Linked DNA regions of Homo sapiens: region 1 is linked to region 2. Evidence: chromatin loops called from intact Hi-C (ENCODE). Cell type or tissue: ovary. All regions are shown on one strand.

Region 1 (2,500 bases), 55 kb after region 2:
AGAAGGGGCACGCACAGCCAGCCTCACCTGACATGCTGGTTTTCAGGGAACATTGGCCGTTCTTTCTTTTTCGCTTTCCATCTGGTGACCTGGCACTGGATGGAGGCAAAGTGGGCAGAATCACAGAGCAGTCTTCGAGTAGCCCCTTTCTCATCCGAGAGGCTTATGCAATCCCCCAAGGCCTGATTCTTTCCATTTTGTGTCCTCATTCTACCTCCCACCCCCCAGGGTCAGCTGACAATGCTTAAAAGGGTCCAGTTATCTGGAAGTTGCAGGGGAGAGAGATAAGGGGCTTGGCTGTGGCACAAGCATATTCTAGAGCCCCAACACACACACATTCACCCGCCAGAAGACCTGAAGCACCCATAATCTGCAGGACATCCTCATCTTTCAGTACATGACGAATACGCTGGAAGAATTCTCAGGATATGCTTAAAGCTATGTAGCCTTTAGAACACACACATACATATGCAACATAACACCGGCACAGATGAATAACCATGCAACCTTCACTATAAACCCATGGATGGTGAGTATGCACCAGGGCCAACATACCTGTGAAATTTTCAGGGCATTCTTAAATGTGCTATACAACCTCTAGGATATGCCCATGTGTTACACAACACTCTGCACAGGCACCTCATAAAACCACCCTCATCCCTCCAGTGTGCACGTGTTGCTTGAGCTCCAGGTCATACACACATGCTAAATAACCCACAGCAATAGAAAACACTACACCCTCTGCACAGCCTCCATTTAACAGAGCAGCAAACTGAGACCCTGCTTGTGCCTGGTGACACCATGAGCTAGAGTCAGAGCCGGGACTGAGCCCCTCTGTGCAGCGTATTATTAGCAACCCTCAGCCACTGCACATATATGTTGCCAGGCTCTCCACATACATGTTGCATAACCTCGGTGCACACAGGTTACATAAGCCCTCTACATGCATGCAAGGATTGTATAACCTCCCGCACCCACCCTGCGTGTGGCATGTTGCAGGCCCCTTCCTCCTGGAGCCGGATGCAGCTCCCAACACACTGACACAGTGACCTTGGCCAGGGTCACAGTCACAGACAACCCTATGCTCCACGCCCCGTGGGGATTACTCCGGTCTACTTCCTATGAGGCTGAAAGGTCAGGTCTCCCTCACGCCTCCCAGAGGGTTGGGTGCAGGGGAACTCAGCCCACCTAGGCCCCAGTTGAGCTAGCGGCTTCAGCAGTTACCACCAGACTCACAGCCTCTGAGTGTAGTCCTAGAGATAGCCACAAGGTGGCGCATAGACATGGGGGAGGGGAAGGTGATGGGGGAGGGGTTGCAGTCTTAGGAGACTGGGAACTGGCATTCCTGCCTTTCTCCAAACATTAAGCACAGACTCTTCCAGACCCACAGAAGCCTAAGCTGGGAGACACAGGGGCTGCAAGTGACAGCCACACAGCGACAGGCCAGATCGTCCTCAGAGTCCTTCCTGGGGTGAGGCTTTGGGGGAGGGGAGCTACCCCATGCCCTGCCCAGCTGTGAGTTCCATCTACTTCCTCTACCCTCCAGGGACCCAGTTGTGGGCCTTAGGGCTTTGCCTGGCCAGGCCTCTGGCTTCCTGGCTCGGGATCTGATCTCCTAGGCAACAGTCAGCCACACTGCTCCCCGGAGCACCCCCACCCCCACCCTCTCCCTGGCCATAGGCACAGGCTGTACCCAGCTCCCAGGGCACCGTGCCAACTGGGACAAAGCTCTGTGCCACTTGGAGCTGATAGAAAAGACAGAGACCCTCTGGGCTCCTCAAGGGCAATGCAGATCACAGGTAACCATCCCTTGGTGTATGTGCAGGGCTGACACCTCACCCATGTGGAAGCAAAACCATCATGGTTGGCGTGCACTTTCTGGGAGGAGCCCCATCGCAGTGCCCGCCCTTGACCATGAACAAGGAAGAGCTTGTGGGGCTCCCAATAGATTCCGAATATAAGCTTGGGCTATGACCAATAGTTACTGGTGCATGTGCCCTGAAATGTATTACGTGAACCGCAGCTTGTGGACAACACACTTGTGGTCAGATAGTAAATGGGCTGGTAGGGAGAGGAAGAAAATGGCAAGGCTGTTTGGATCCCACATGCTCAAGGTAAGGGCAGCAATGGTGGAAGGGACGTTGGGGGCATCTGAGACTGCCCAGCAATGTCTAGGGAAGAGCCCCTTATGTGCTCCCTGTAATTGCTCTGTATCGCTCCCCGCTTCAAAATGAGCATCTCTCAATCCAAGTGCCTGTCACATCTGAACATGACTTCATCTGCCAGACAAAGGTAGGCAGAAGGCTTGCTGGCCTCACGTCCATCCCACAGAGGTGCTTAAAGGCGGTGCCTAAAGGAGAGCTCAGCCAGGTGCCCATGCCTGCTGCTTAGGAGTTGGCATGACCTAGTTGCTGAACCCATTACCTGTTCTCCTCTGGGTCTGACCCACACTCCACCTTGCTTGGCTTCTGTTCCATTCACTTCAATTCCATCCAGGATG
Region 2 (2,500 bases):
GAGAAAAAGAAAGGGAGGAGGGGTGGAACCACCCTTAAATCCAAAGTTGCACAACTATTCACTAGGATAAGAGGTCTCTCCCCAGAAGAGACAAAGTTACCAAGTGATAGGAATCCATTCTATGGCCTCCCTGAAGCCATATTCAGTGTCCTTGCTATGGTATAAAAGAACCTAAAATGCCATTGCAGTCTGCCAAACTCAGGATCACAAAAACCCTAAACCAATACCTGACAATTCATATAATGATGCTATAGCAGTTCCTGAAAAACAACTGAAATTTGTTGTCATTTTGAAGTCTATAGTAGTGTAATCAATCATACACCAAGAAATCTCAGTCTCCCACATCCAGTGGATGGGGAATGCAGCTCCCAACCATCCACCATCCCACCAACCCCCACCCCAGGCCCAGCCAGCACAATTCCTATTCTACTCACCAGCCAAGACTGAAGTTTCTCCTGCAACACTTGATGGCATCAGACACCCTAAATAATGCAGGAAAGAAGAATAATCTCAGTGTAAAAAGAAAAAAAGCCCATACCCCAAATGGAGGAAAGGATCATCACTGAAGTTCTCACTAGGAAGCCATTTTGTTTTTTGAGTTGTTCTTTTGAGAATTTCTCTCTGGGGGAGGGGAAGAGGGAACAACAGACAAAAGAAAAGAAAATAAGCCCACCACTTTTTTTTTTTACACTGAGACGACTTCTTTTCTTCATTATTTAGGGTGGTTTCCCTGCAACAGTTGATGGCCAAGGATATCAAACCTTAAACTCAGAACATGGCAGGTGAGTAAAAGTTGACCCTATTTTTCAAATAAAAGATCAGTGTTCTCAAAACTTACATATGTAGTCTTCTTAAACAGCTCCCTCCTCCCTCCAAACAAACTACCTTGCTGGTCCAGCCTGAACAACATGCACAAAGACTTTGGCTCCCCTAGAACAAGCCATTGAGCCTTCCTCTTGAGATAGGGGCATCAAGAATAAGGATTCACATGTTTATTCACAACTCAGGCTCCTCAAGGGGCTGGGATCTCCCCAATTAGACTCCTTTGTTTCACTATGCCCACAATCTCAGAGGTGTTTGAAATTGTCTGTACTAGGGAAGAAAGGATTTTCAAAAATAGCCAGTCACACAGAACAGCTCTGGACCAAGCCATTACCCAATCCCGGATGGGAAGTTGCTTCACGTTTCTCTTAAGTTGTTACGCAGCATTGCCATGGCAGCAAAAGAGGTTAACCATTAAGGAAGAACCTGTTCAACTGACTGAACCAACAAAAATCTGAACCTAGATCAGGATCCTGATCTATCTCATGTACTCAAGTGTGAGGCCTAATAGAGGTTAGATCATTAAGACGACTAATCTAGCTTTCCCACTTAATTTTGTCACCAGAACAGCCAAACAAAGCCTGGAGAACGCTCTTGTCTCACTGGAATGGATTTCTATCCCCATCCTGCTAGGCAAGACACAGTGGTAGAAACTTGGGACTGCGGCTCTATCCTAGAAGGCCTCCCCAACCATTACCCCAGAGTAACCGCAGTGACTGACATAGACTAATATTACATGATTGAAGGCACATTCCAGTTACTGGTTGATGTAGAAGATAGGGGAGCATCTCTGTGTGGAAGCCATAAAGAAAAAAAAAAGGGAATGAAGACCAAGGTCCCACACCCCACACCCTCCCCAAGCAGCTCAGATATCCCAAGATAGTCCTTATTGTTTGAAAAATAGTTTGTAGACCATTTTATTTAAATATATGAACAACCAATGGGCTACTGCAATCCAAGTAAACTCTTCACATTTTAGAACCTTTGTGAAGTATAGTAAGATAAAGTAAGACTGTTGGTCTTTGGCAGATTCCTCCTGCCCCCCAGACAGGGACATAGATATACAGATAAATGTTTATATAGTTAAAGAGCGGAGGCCCAGGTGAAAATTCCCCACCCCAAGCTGGCTCCCCAACCCAAAAATTACCATTGGCCCCTGAGAACACCCAAAGACCACCCTCCCAGATTTCACACAATATCAATTGCAGGAACAGTCGTGCATGGCAAAGTATAGTTCTATGCATTTCACAGCACAGAAAACCCTTCTTTCAGAGGGCATGCAAGTTGCCGGAGATTACACCCCCAAGTCTGGTGCTCTTGTGATGAGCAACTTACTGGCAAACACATCTCCCAGTGTTGTAAGCAGGCAAATACATTGAGCACATTTTGCTGTAATTCCATCTATTTGCAATGCCTGCACAGTGTCTGTCTCTGGCTGTTAACTTACTCATTCTTGACAGAACTCTGCTTTATTGATTGCACTTTTTTAAAAATGCCAAAGGCATTTTCACACTTGTTAGCTTGACCGCCACCACTAGGGTATAAGAGCAAGTGTTCTCTATGCCTTACTTGCTACAGTCTCCTCCTTCTTTGGAGAGGATTCCCGTAATGGTAACGGTGATGGGGGAGGCTGGTGCCAACGACACAAATACATTTCTGTGGTGGAAAGGTACGGCAA

What was found. A loop is a pair of places that touch in the nucleus more often than their neighbours do. Peaks named below come from ENCODE experiments on the same cell type or tissue, not always from the same donor. Only the 100,000 strongest peaks of a DNase experiment are listed, where the experiment ranks them.
Region 1: a loop joins it to region 2, with 4 times the contacts of the local background. A loop is called at or near these places in 5 of 110 quality-filtered maps.

The regions. Positions count from the first base shown.
Region 1 is chr17:40,074,466-40,076,965 of GRCh38, reverse strand. THRA (thyroid hormone receptor alpha) reads right to left here. Exons shown (of 9, transcript NM_199334.5): 2 at 2,425-2,500; 3 at 28-95. The coding sequence starts at 2,477. Among named protein-coding and RNA genes, the nearest start is that of THRA, 13 kb to the right of the region's middle. RefSeq lists enhancers at 1,124-1,203, 1,327-2,182. In ovary, a CTCF peak has its summit at 1,264 (motif pointing right); DNase peaks (open chromatin) are centred at 1,256 and 1,605; H3K27ac peaks cover 884 bases.
Region 2 is chr17:40,129,519-40,132,018 of GRCh38, reverse strand. It overlaps MSL1 (MSL complex subunit 1), which reads right to left. Exons shown (of 9, transcript NM_001365919.1): 3 at 2,392-2,500; 4 at 435-482. Among named protein-coding and RNA genes, the nearest start is that of MSL1, 8.8 kb to the right of the region's middle. In ovary, no CTCF peak of the experiment used is centred here; a DNase peak (open chromatin) is centred at 1,168.